Linked DNA regions of Homo sapiens: region 2 is linked to region 1. Evidence: chromatin contacts called from ENCODE Hi-C data. All regions are on one chromosome and are shown on one strand. Each heading gives the region's core, a stretch centred on a gene start or an enhancer-like site at or near the end of the contact. The rest is flanking DNA. Distances are from core to core; before and after follow the strand shown.

What was found. A loop is a pair of places that touch in the nucleus more often than their neighbours do. Pooled maps may share reads with other maps.
Region 2: a pooled map shows a loop between it and region 1 (7-fold over the local background). The contact joins the enhancer-like site here to the promoter of PTHLH in region 1. A Hi-C loop is called at or near these places in 8 of 50 pooled maps.

The regions. Positions count from the first base shown.
Region 1 is chr12:27,970,484-27,976,510 of GRCh38, forward strand. PTHLH (parathyroid hormone like hormone) reads right to left here and starts at 2,250. Exons shown (of 6, transcript NM_198965.2): 1 at 2,040-2,250; 2 at 1,444-1,536. RefSeq lists enhancers at 4,634-5,322, 5,323-6,011.
Region 2 is chr12:28,250,751-28,256,207 of GRCh38, forward strand. The region is part of intron 1 of CCDC91 (coiled-coil domain containing 91); the gene reads left to right. Among named protein-coding and RNA genes, the nearest start is that of CCDC91, 63 kb to the left of the region's middle. RefSeq lists enhancers at 2,338-2,517, 2,528-2,687. Within about 2 kb of position 2,766, at least 2 of the 41 ENCODE cell types and tissues checked have a DNase peak (open chromatin) inside an H3K27ac peak, as active enhancers do.

The sequences.
Region 1 (6,027 bases), core at 1,000-3,499:
CGGAGCTGTCAGGAGCTCTGCCGAGCCCCACCCCGGAGCCCGGGCCCTGTCGCGCCATCCCCGTGCCGGGGGCGTGGGCGCATCCGCTTGCTCCCTCCAGGCCCGGCCGGCTCCTGCCGGCGCGGCGGATCCGGGAGCCGAGATCCCCGAGGGCGTGCGGACTGCCCCGGGCAGCCGGCGGTCCCCGGCGCGCCGAGCTGGACGAGCGGGCGCCAAGACCACCAGGGGCGGACCGACGAGGAGGAGGCCAAGGAGCTGGGCCGGGGACCGCGGGCAACCGGGAGCCTGCGCGGAGAGGACGCGGGCTGTTGGCCTGTGAATTTAAGGAGCCCGAAGCTCGCCTGGCAGCTCGGGGCGATGCATGAGAACCTTCCTCCCTGGCCCATTCCCGGGATGAACTGAGTGGGGAGCATCGGCTAGAGAGAGGGAGATCTTTTGCTTAGAAGAACAAAAACAGTTCCAGATTTCATATCTAAATTGCACTTTTTGCTGTTTCAGAACTGCTGGGAGACATCTGGAGCCGGTCCCAAAAAACCCGCGCACAGGAGAGATCCCCCTTTTGAATTGCAGAGGGGGACCGACACTCCTGGAGCACGCACACGGCCCTTTTCACTCATGGTCGGGAGTCTAACCCATCCTTTCTCTGATACCCTACCTGCTTGTCCCCTCCCCCTCAAAAGTCCCAGGTTACAGATTCTTGGAAGACTGTATCCGAGTCGCTGCAGCCAGCGGACAGATGCAGTGGAACTATGGTTATGTGCTGCTCTGCCTGGGAGAAGCGACGGGAAAGCCGAGGTTCTTTCCAAAGCTAATGGGCGGGGAAGAAAGACTGCTCGGAATTACTGGGTAGTATCATCTAGGAAAGGATTGCAGCGGGAGTGGATACCCTCCCCAGGGCTCCTCTAACTTTTTGAAAAGAGCGCGAGTGGACTGGGAACCATTCAAGGGATATTTGTCTTCTAGGCAATCCTGCTGGTAGGGTTCATTAGTTTCTAGAAGGCTAGTGTGATTTAGATTCTTGAGATGATTCAAGGAATGTGGCCTTTATCAAGCCCGACTTTCCGGGTGATGCTCCACATATTTTACCCAGGGTGGGAGAAATAGCACGCTGTCACCGAGACCCTCGCTCATCGGGGCTCCCACTGGTTCACTGCAGCTAGCTAGCAGTTAAAGTTTACTGCTTAGGTTGGGTGGGGGGGCATATTTTCTTAGAAGCTCCTGCCTTCCTCAGTTCATTACTGTAAACCCCGTACCTTAAAAGACTCGGCTTCTTCTCACTAACAAAGAAAAAAAGCAAAACAAAACCAAAACACACACACGCACACACACACACTCTCTCTCTGGGAATTTCCACAACTTCCCTTGAATGTGTAAGGATTTCTAAATGTTAGACTTGTTTGGATAGTATGAAAGGACAAAGTATCAGCACTCAGAAATGTCAACCTTTGAACCTCGAACACTTTCTGATTTATAAAAAGAATCCTTCCAAAAAGATGCAGGAGCCCTAATGTAATCGTTAGATCTGAAGGGGGAAATCTGTAAAAAAAAAAAAAAAAAAAAAAAAAAAGTCAATCACAAATGAGCCATTTAATACTTGCAAGTTGTTTAACATTGAAATGATAATATTTGCTTCCACAATAAAAAGTCCAAGGTACCTAGCCAAGTTTCAAACTATCCAGGCTTTAAAAAGTCAACCCTTCTCCCAATAGAAGGTTAAAACAAAAATCAGATTGAAATTATCAAATCACTTATGTTGTAAATAAATTCACTTTACTTTCAGAACATTATAAATTAAGGACTGGCATCAATAGACTGCTTTGATTTATGTTGCTTTTTCTACTAATTAAACAAAATTAACCCCCCACTCCTTCCCTCCTTTCTTTTTCCCCACACACTTTTCTGGTGTTAATGGCAAAACATCTATCAAATATTTTTAGAATTTCCTCTCCTCCACAAAAAGAGAAAATATAGACACAGGAAAAATAAATAGTCTTTATATACTCGGAATACCAAAGTTCCCTCCTAATTTATTACTTCACCTTTTCCTTGATTTACAATCTTCTCTCTGCTCTTCTGGCTGAAAGAGGGAAATCTTCTCAGCAGTCTTTTCCAGAAATATTTTTTGTTGTTCTTCAGAAAACATAAAATTAAATCTTAAAATGAATTAAAAGCTTCTTGAAAGGAGACTTCTGTTCCCACTAAAGGCAATTATTAGAAAGCAGGTACCTCTTCCAAGCTGCCCTGTTTATTACTTTCCGTAGAAATTCTCCTCAATATATACCCAGGACCCTGACTTTTTGCCTGTTTTGGAAAGGATATTTTCTGACATCATAATCTAGTTCCTAACATAACTGAGTAATCTCCATCATAATAATGCAGAGGATGCATGACTGCAAATGAGACACAGCAAGAGCACCCCCTACCACCTCCCTCCCCCCCCCGTCCCCCCAGCCCACACACACACCTTTTTTCTAAGGTTTAGAAATAGAACAAGTGCCAATAGAAGCTAAATGTTTGCTTAGGCCTTGCTGTCATGTAAATGCACCTTAGCAAATGGGAAGGCCTGCCTCTAATCTGAAGTATTTCCATGTTTAGCATTATAAGATCTACACCTACACAAATGCCTAGCCCATGAGCACCAGGCTTCCATCTTCCCATCCCCAGTGGCAGTTTATTACAGTATATCAAATTTTAAAAGAGGTTGAAAAAATTTTAAATGCATTACTCTTAAATTCAGTTGAATACCCAGTTAATGTATATCTCCTGTCATAGCTTAGAAAAAAGTAAATAGCATTTATGCTTAGCCTCTTCATCCTTCTTTCTTCTTTCCTCCTTAACCCAAACAGCAAACAGATATACATTATAAACCAAATATGAATCTATAGCACTTTAAACAGTGCACCTGGGCTTGGGAATTCTCTTATTACCAATAAGCATCCAGATTTCACATTTACCAATCTGTAGCTGCAAGCTATGTCTCTAAAATCCCCTGGAACCAAACAACTAAACTCATCCCATCTCTTCTCCAAACTTTTTTCAATGTTTACAAAGAGACGTTGCATAATCAGCTCAAGTAATGCTCTCATTGGATTCCATTAGAATGTGGCTCTCATCGCTCGCCTGGACTGAGACTTGAGAGGAGGCTGTTGCCAGCTGACCTCAAGGTAGCAAAAAAGAAAAAAAGATGTAATGCCTTCAAACCCCAAGTAACAATAGGAAAGGGTGTGTTTCTTTATTAAATCTTTTTGTAGTTAGGTGAGGATAAGACTTCTCCAGGAACAGGGCGGGCTGCTAACCTCTGGAGGAACTGCCTCAGGGAGGAGTGTATAGATATGCATCAAGCTGATGGGATCCTCCCATGGGAAAAGTGGGCCTCACACCCTTCCTCACCCTTCCCTACTTCCTGGGCAATGTTCTGCTTCCCCCAAACTGAAGCAGGAGGCCCAGAGAGGAGGCGGTTTCCTGGGAGGAACCCAAACCAATGTGAGATGAGAAGGTCTTTAGGAAATGGGGGTCTCTGAGAACCGGTTCTTAAAGGTCAAGCACTTGAGCACCTCGCAAACTCCTGACAATTGAAACATATCTGAAGAGTCTTCTTCAGATATGTCTCTGTGTGTGTGTGTGTGTGTGTGTGTGTGTGTGTGTGAGAGAGAGAGAGAGAGAGAGAGAGAGAGAATATGAATGTGCAGTGTCCCAGTCCTGATCTCCTGGACTGGTGCCAGCCAGCCAGATGCCTGCCCTTGGCTGGCCAAGTTTTTGGCTCCTGAAAGTAGGCAGCTCTGGACTTGTACGAGGCCACAGAGAGAGTTCCAAGCCCCACCTGGCTCAGGCGACAACCTCTCAACCTGAAGTCAATCTCCGGTGGCATCACAGGGCCCTCCTGGCAGCAGCCCAGTTCCCCACATGAACCGAATGGTCCTTTCTTAAATTTTGAGCCGGGGGCTGCCTAAAAGGGGCTGCCCCCGCAAGCATTTTACCTCCCTAACACCATTCTCTGCCCGTGCCACGCTGGCCTCGAAGTCCCTTCCCAGGGCAGCACCCGGACTGAGATGTCTAAACTCTCCGGCAGGAAGGATACCTATCCAGACACCCGCACTGGATGTCCTGTCTGTTTGGCTTTGAGCTGGTCATTACGGTGTCTTTGGATCCTGCCTAACTTTTCTGTAATTTTTATCAGAAATAAGGCTTCAGGAGAGCAAACGTTGAGTTATGCGCTCCTTCTCTGGAGTCTCCTGCCCTGGTGTTTGCGCTCCCACTGCAGCAAGGGAGGCCTGAGTCTCTTAGGGCAGGGGTCCAGGGTCTTGGGAGAGGCCTTAGGGCAAGGGGGATGATCTTTTTCAGCCTCCCCTCCCCTCCTCCCACCCAGCGTCCTCATCCCCACCGCCTGCGATAGACTTGGGTCGCCCATTAGGAAGCTGATCCGCAGGGACGGGGCAGGCTTGGCTCCTGGGGATCTTAGGCTCCATGGGAACTTCGGGGGTCTCGGGGCCCGTGAGCGGATCTAGCTACTACTTCCCCTAGGTTCTCCTCGGGCTTCAGTCCCTAAGAGTCTGGACTCCGGACTGCCGCACAGAATCCTTCTTGCCCGGAGCGGTATTATTGAGGTCTTTGCGTTCTGCCCCGCCCTGTCCCGCCGGCTTGGGTGCTTGGTTTCTAACCCGAGTATACTCGGAGTCTCTGGTCCTGCGCGCCCCCCTCCTCCCGGGAGAGCCCCGTATCTGGCTGCGGGTAAGGGAAAACTTCGGGAACCCCGAGACCCAAGGACAGGGTCGGAGGGAGCGCGCGAACTTCCTCTGAGCAGGGCTCTTCCTCCCCTCCCCTCTCCCTCCAGGTCAATTTATGACTCAAACATGAGATAAGCCCTAGGCAGACGGTGACGCTGACTTCCCCGTGGGGGCGCGGGGAGAGAAGGATGAGGCAGACGTACCCCCTCCCTGGCCTGGCCCTGTCCGGGGCCGCGTCGGGGTGTGGAGGGGCGACTCCCTTCCTCCGGGAGCCCCGACTCGCTCTCTCCCAGCGCGCCTCCCCTGCGCCCGTAAAGCTCGGCCCTGCCGGAGCCCCGGGACCCGTCTGTTTTATTTCACTTAAAGCGATCTGCAAAGTCAAGGCCGGGTGAGGTGCGGCGCGGGAGAGGAGAGGATATGAACGGACGTGGAACGAAGTTCTGTCTGCCAACTCCCTCCGTCTGATTCTTGGAATCCGGTGGCATCTTAAAGGACGGAATTGAGGGCAAGGAGAAGATTATTAATCCCCGAAGCCCGCTCTGTCTATATATAACTGCTCAGTGGTTACAGTTGGCGATCGCAGGGTGGGGGTTGGGGGTGTAGACCGTGGGCCATGGAACACGTGGCATCTCTCCAGGGCATAAAAATCAATCTAGCTGGTGGCTCCTATGGAGTTTGTAAATTGCGCAGAGCTGGCTGGGGGAAGCCAGTGAGCTGTCCATGGTGGTTAAGGCTCGTTGATGTGCGTCCTCGGGCTGTCCTGGTGAGGCACAGACCCCCCTACCCCAGGGGCCGCAACGCCCCAGAGCCCCAGCCTGCCAGCGATCCAGCCGGTGTGCGCCCGACACGAGGCTGGACGTGTGTTTGCACAACTCCAGGACGCGCTCTTGCACAGAGGCCGAATTCCAGAGATAGACGGAAAAATCTCCCGATTCCAAATTGTGGGTTTCCTTTTAGTTCCTTCCTGAACGTGTCTTTCCCCACTCAGGCAACGTTTCACATGCTTTAAGAAACGTCCATCCATTTTAGTAGCCTCTCTCCTTTTCCTTTGCTAAGGTTCTGTTCTCTAAAGAGAGAGAAGCAAGTTGATGATCTTGTTAGGCTTCTGTTTGTTAAAAGCATCCACCAGCATTTGCACCATGTGGGATGTCCCCAACACCTGCTTTCATTGAGTGGGGAAACTGCTGCCAGGAGATTGTCCGGTATCTCAGGAAAATTGGACAGTTTCTTCTCTAGGAGTGGTGAAGCCCTTTGTAGCATATTGTTCAGTGGGGCGACTTCATTAATCACCATTGTCCTGAGC
Region 2 (5,457 bases), core at 1,516-4,015, 280 kb after region 1:
GAACTGCTCAGTTCAATTGCTGGAGGGTAAAAAAAAGATGAATAAAGAAAGGATCCCCACACTACCTCCAGATTTCTTATATAAACTTAGGTAGACAGTTACATTTTCTTGACCCAATAAGCCTGAAATTCTGTTCTTACATATTTTGACTCTTCTAATTAGCTCAGTCTTAATTGCTTTCTATTTTTAACTTTAAGGTTTGAGTGTGTGTGTGTGTGTGTGTGTGTGTGTGTGTGTGTATTTCCTTTGTTCTGTTTTCTCTAATTTCTGTTTGCCCAGAAGAGTCAGAAAAAAAACCACTTGTCTCTGTTGCTTCTAGGAAACATGGCATTAAACAGGATCAAATGGAAAAGTATTATTGCGACTGTGAGGATGTTAGCAAGTAGTTTTCCAGATCAGATGGAGATTTAGTTGAATGCTAAGTGGACAGTGTTAACTAATAGGATATTTGGGGACGATCAGATAATTTGGGTGGTCTCTTGAGATTTTATTTTTTGAAGTCAGTTATCAAAATGTCTTTATTAGACCTTTTTAGAAGGGGAGGGGTGCAGGTTGGTTAGGTTTTGAGCAACTTTGGTGTCTAGAGATACAATCTTGTATTTGGTATGAATACTTGTAATATGGGAAGATGTTATAATGGAGACTATTATGAAAAATCCTAATTTATTTGTTGAGTAAATGCAAATTTAAAGCATTTATGTCTTTTATGGTTAGTTTTGTAAAGAAAAACTTTCTTGAGTTTTTCTCAGAATATTTTGATAGAACTAATAGGTAGCTGGCTCATCATGCCATGTTGTTTTTTTGTGCTCATAGTTTAAAATTGTAATAAGGCTTGCTATGAAATACTGCTGTCTTCTGTGTCCTCCATGCTTTTCCAGCCTCCTCATCTCCTTCATACTGGTTTCTCTGTTTTCATTTGGTTAGTTCTCTAGTCACTAATTCAACTCTGAAGTTTCCCCTAATTGTTTAAAATTACACTCATGATGGTAAAACATATGAGCTAGTCTATTTCATTTCTTGAATACATGTCTCAGGAGCTTTCTGATTTGCTCCAATCTAGACTGGAGGTATCTCTTCTTGCTTCATAGGTATTGTGGAACTCAGTTCACTATTATTCTGGGAGAAATCCCTTTGCTTTTCACTTTAGTTGGATCTTTCCTAATCCTATGTCTTTTTCTTTCTTGTCTTATTCTCTTGGTTTACTCCATAGCTTTTAAAGAAAGTGTGCAATAAAAATTGTTTTGAGACTTTACAGGTGTGAACATGACTTTATTCTTCCCTCAATTATATGTTGGTTTGGTTGAATATAGAATTCCATGCTGTAAATCATTTTCCCCCAGAATTTTAAAAGCATTATTAGTCCATTGTTTTTTACCTTCCAGTGATGCTGTTATGAAGTGTGAGACCATTATGTTGTTGGTCCTTTGAATGAAGCCTATTTTCTCTCTGGAAGCTTGTAGGATCTTCCCTTTGTCTCTACTGTGCCTTGCTGTGGGTTTTTTTTCTTCTTTTTTTCTCTTGGACAGTTGATATACCCATTACTGGATATAATATCCTTTTGTTTTAGAAAATTTTCCTGAATTATTTTGTTGATGATTTCTTTACTTTTGTTTTCTCTTTTCTGTCTTTCTTGAACTCCTAGAGTCCTAATAATTAGATATTACGTATCCTAGGCTGGATCTTGTAACTTTTTTTTACTCTGACTTCCCATTTTTTTCTCTTATACTTTTTTAAAAGAAAATTTCCTTAATTTTATTTTCTATCCGGCAGTTTTTCATTTCTGCAATTATATATTTTTATTTCCAAGGCCTCAGTCTTGTTGTTTACTCCTTTCTTGATCATTTTCTCCCCTGAAATTAGGGCATCCTGTTCGTAATTCATGGATGAACTATCTTCTGTTGTTAACTTTCTGAAGATACTATGGTTTTGTTTTTTTCTTTCTTGGATAGTCTTTGTTTATTTCATCCTAGTTTTCTTTTATGGTTTGGTCTCTATTTTTTTCTTCTATTTGTTTTTTAATTAGATGCTTTCTTCATCTCTTTGGTCGTCCTTGATAGTCTGTTCACATGTAAGATTGAGGCACTAATAAAGTAGCAAACACTTATATAATGCTTAGAATGTATCAGATACTGTTCTGAGTGCTTCATCTGTTTTAACATATTTAATCCTTGTACTGACTTTAGGAGTTAGCTATTATAATATTCGATAGATGAGGAAACTGAGGCACACAATGTTTTAAGTAAAATGCCCAATGTAACACAGTAAGTGGCAGAGCTGGAATTTGAATCCAGCCATCTTAACTCTATAGTCCCTTCTTTTAACCTTTATGCTGTTCTGCCTGTTATTAAAATTAGAAGCTAATTGGAAATTTTGTGCTTGTGGGTGGGATTTGTCAAAGTAGTATTTCATGAGTGAGTTGTTTCTTTGTGGAACGTCTGATAAGGTCCTTTTCATGGGTTGAGTAGATTCATCACTGAAGAATCTGCAGCTCTTCTGACTAGAGGTTTCAGCCCAGCCGCTGTTGTTTTGGTTGCTGAGTAGTGAAAGATGTCTGGAGTTACTGGTCTACATATTTAACCACCCTCTCCCCTCCCCAAGATATAACTTCACCTAGTCCACCTGTGTTGATATCTTCCTGCCTGGAGACCCTCAGCTTTACCCTGTCCAGGGAATGAACCTCCAGTCTTCTGCTGTGGTGATAAATTGTAGGTTACCCAGTTGTGCAGATTCTGGCAGTGGTCTTAGCATATACCTATGACTCTTAATTTTGAGTTTCGGTTTTACTTGACTTTCAGTACCTCCCATTGCTGAGCCTTTTGAGGATTCTCTTATGTATTCATAAGTGTGATTCTCATTTTTCCAGTGACTCATTTTCCTTGTATTTGCTTTGAAATTTCTTGTAGTTTTCTCATTTCACATTCTCTTTGACCTAATTTTTATGCAGAAGCCAATAATCAAAAGAAATCTTTGTATTCTTACAGGGATACCTTTCCGTAAAGATGAATAAAATGTGTGTTTTGATGTGCCATTTGACATTTTCTGTCAGATCTGTTGAAATCTTTCTCAAATGTCTCCTTCTACCTTAGGCATTTAATGATGCTTCCAACCAGATATATCATCTTCTGAAAATCTTTCTTCTTACTTTGGAAATTTTTTCTTCTCTTTTGAGACTCTTTTACATCTTATGTTATTTGTATTTGAATGCTTTTCTTACACTCTGCCCTCCTCTGTACACCAGACTGTAACTTCTTTGAGGACCTTAACTGATACAGAATTGCTGAATAAAAGTTTATTACATTGTGTATTCTGTATATGTTTTGTCCTTTTGTATGTCTTTCTTATAAAACATTTTTAGAATATCAGCAGTGTATTAAATATTCAGACTAGCAAAGTAGGGAATTAATACAATAAGGCAAAAAAAGAGATTAAATTTAGATATAAAGAAGTTTGAGAATTGTTAGACCTTGATATTGTGAAAACTTTCAGCGTAGATTCCTAATTATAATGAAGTATACACCTGTCTTTCTGCCATTACACAAAAGAATGAATTATGTGATCTGTTAATGTTTTGGCCAGGCTTATGATTCTGTAACTTAGATGTCAGATATATTTGCTGTTGCTACATTCTTATAATATTTGTAGTTTAATGGGCTATAATGTTAAATGCTAGAATATTCTAAAATACTTGATAAGAATGCACTTTAGATAAAGTAAATATTTTAAATGTATTGGAGTAGCTAAATACATAAATAAGCCCACATTTGTATATTTCCTTTTAAAAACTGTTGATTTTCATATTTTATAAATTTTATTTTTACAAGTCAATGCTGTTAATTTTCTTTTCTCCTATTTAAAATGCTCAGAAGTAAACTATTGCAGGAATTGAAGTCTAAATTATATGCAGAAAGATTATTGCTTTAAAAATATTTCTCTAGAATTATATGTTAAGTAACTTGGGACATAATTTGTTTTTTTAAACGTATTAATATTTCTTTGAAAATAAAAGGAAGAGTATCATCTGCTTTTTTTTTTTTTTTTTTGATGGAGTTTCACTCTTGTTGCCTGGGCTGGAGTGCAATGGTGCGATCTCGGCTCACTGCAACCTCCACCTCTCAGGTTCAAGCGATTCTTCTACCTCAGCCCCACAAGTAGCTGGGATTACAGTCGTGTGCCACCACACCTGGCTAATTTTTTGTATTTTTAGTAGAGGCAGGGTTTCACCATGTTGACCAGGCTGGTCTTGAACTGCTGCTGACCTCAGGTGATCCGCCTACCTCAGCCTTCCAAAGTGCTGGGATTACAGGCGTGAGCCACCGAATATGTAAAAGTTGCTGGAGTCTGGAAAACATCAGTGGTCACTAGTATGTTCTTTTGCAGAGCTAAATCAGAACTTAGGAAACTGACTGTATTTGGTTCATTACCACAGTCAAACAAGCTGAAATGATTGTTAGATGTGGGTATTTGTTTTTATTTTCAAATTTTCTGTCACCTTACAAATAGTTTATTGGGAAGTGACTTAAGAAAACACACAGAAGCATTACTCTAAAAATTCCATTCTTTTGAAACCATATTATTTGAGTACAGCATATGTAGATGCTAAAAATTTTTTGTTTCTTCAGATTCATGGGATACATGTGGAAGAGATAAAGTTGGTGTTTATAGTTTGACTTGGTTAATTCTTGATGTTCATATCACTCTTCTTTCATAATTTCTTCATGAAAAATGTAGCCACATACAGATTTCTGTTCACTTGCAACACAGAATAATGTGAGTTCCATTTCAAACTAAACATCATCAAAAGTTTCTGAAAGTCTGGTTTATATTTTTTAGGTGCTATACGTGGATGACCTGCTTAGTTTTAATTTTTGGAGAAATACATTTTATAAAACATTTTCATCAGATTGCTAAAATTGTGAGTAATGGTAATGATACCATGATTATATTCTGGTTAATTTAATACCTTTCCTTTTTACAATATGTTTCTGTCTAAATATATATTTTTTAGTGTCATTACCTACTGAGTTTCTGTGAAAAGAATTTCCTTTGCCTGTTAAAACAATCGTTGAAATTAATGTTTTTACTGTTTTTTTCTTTGACAATTTTTTGAATTTTCTTTTTGAAGGTGTTAGCACTAGTTTCCAGAAGGTAAAGCACAGATATAGATGACTACTTAAAGCAAATGACCTTAGAAAATGCCCTTAAGATTAATGTTTAACATATAGTTTAATATGTATAGCTATTTTTATTTTAGAAGTGGGAAAGGATTGTTTTCCTGTAATGAAGTCCATCTTGTATTACTGAGTCAAGGAAACTATAATCAACATTTGGGTATGTTCACTTAAAGTTTTCTTTTTAATTTAAAACATTGCTTTTTAAATTAACTTTTAGGTTAAGGGGTACATGTGCAGGTTTATTACAAAGACAAACTCCTGTCATGGGGGTTTGTTGTACAGATTA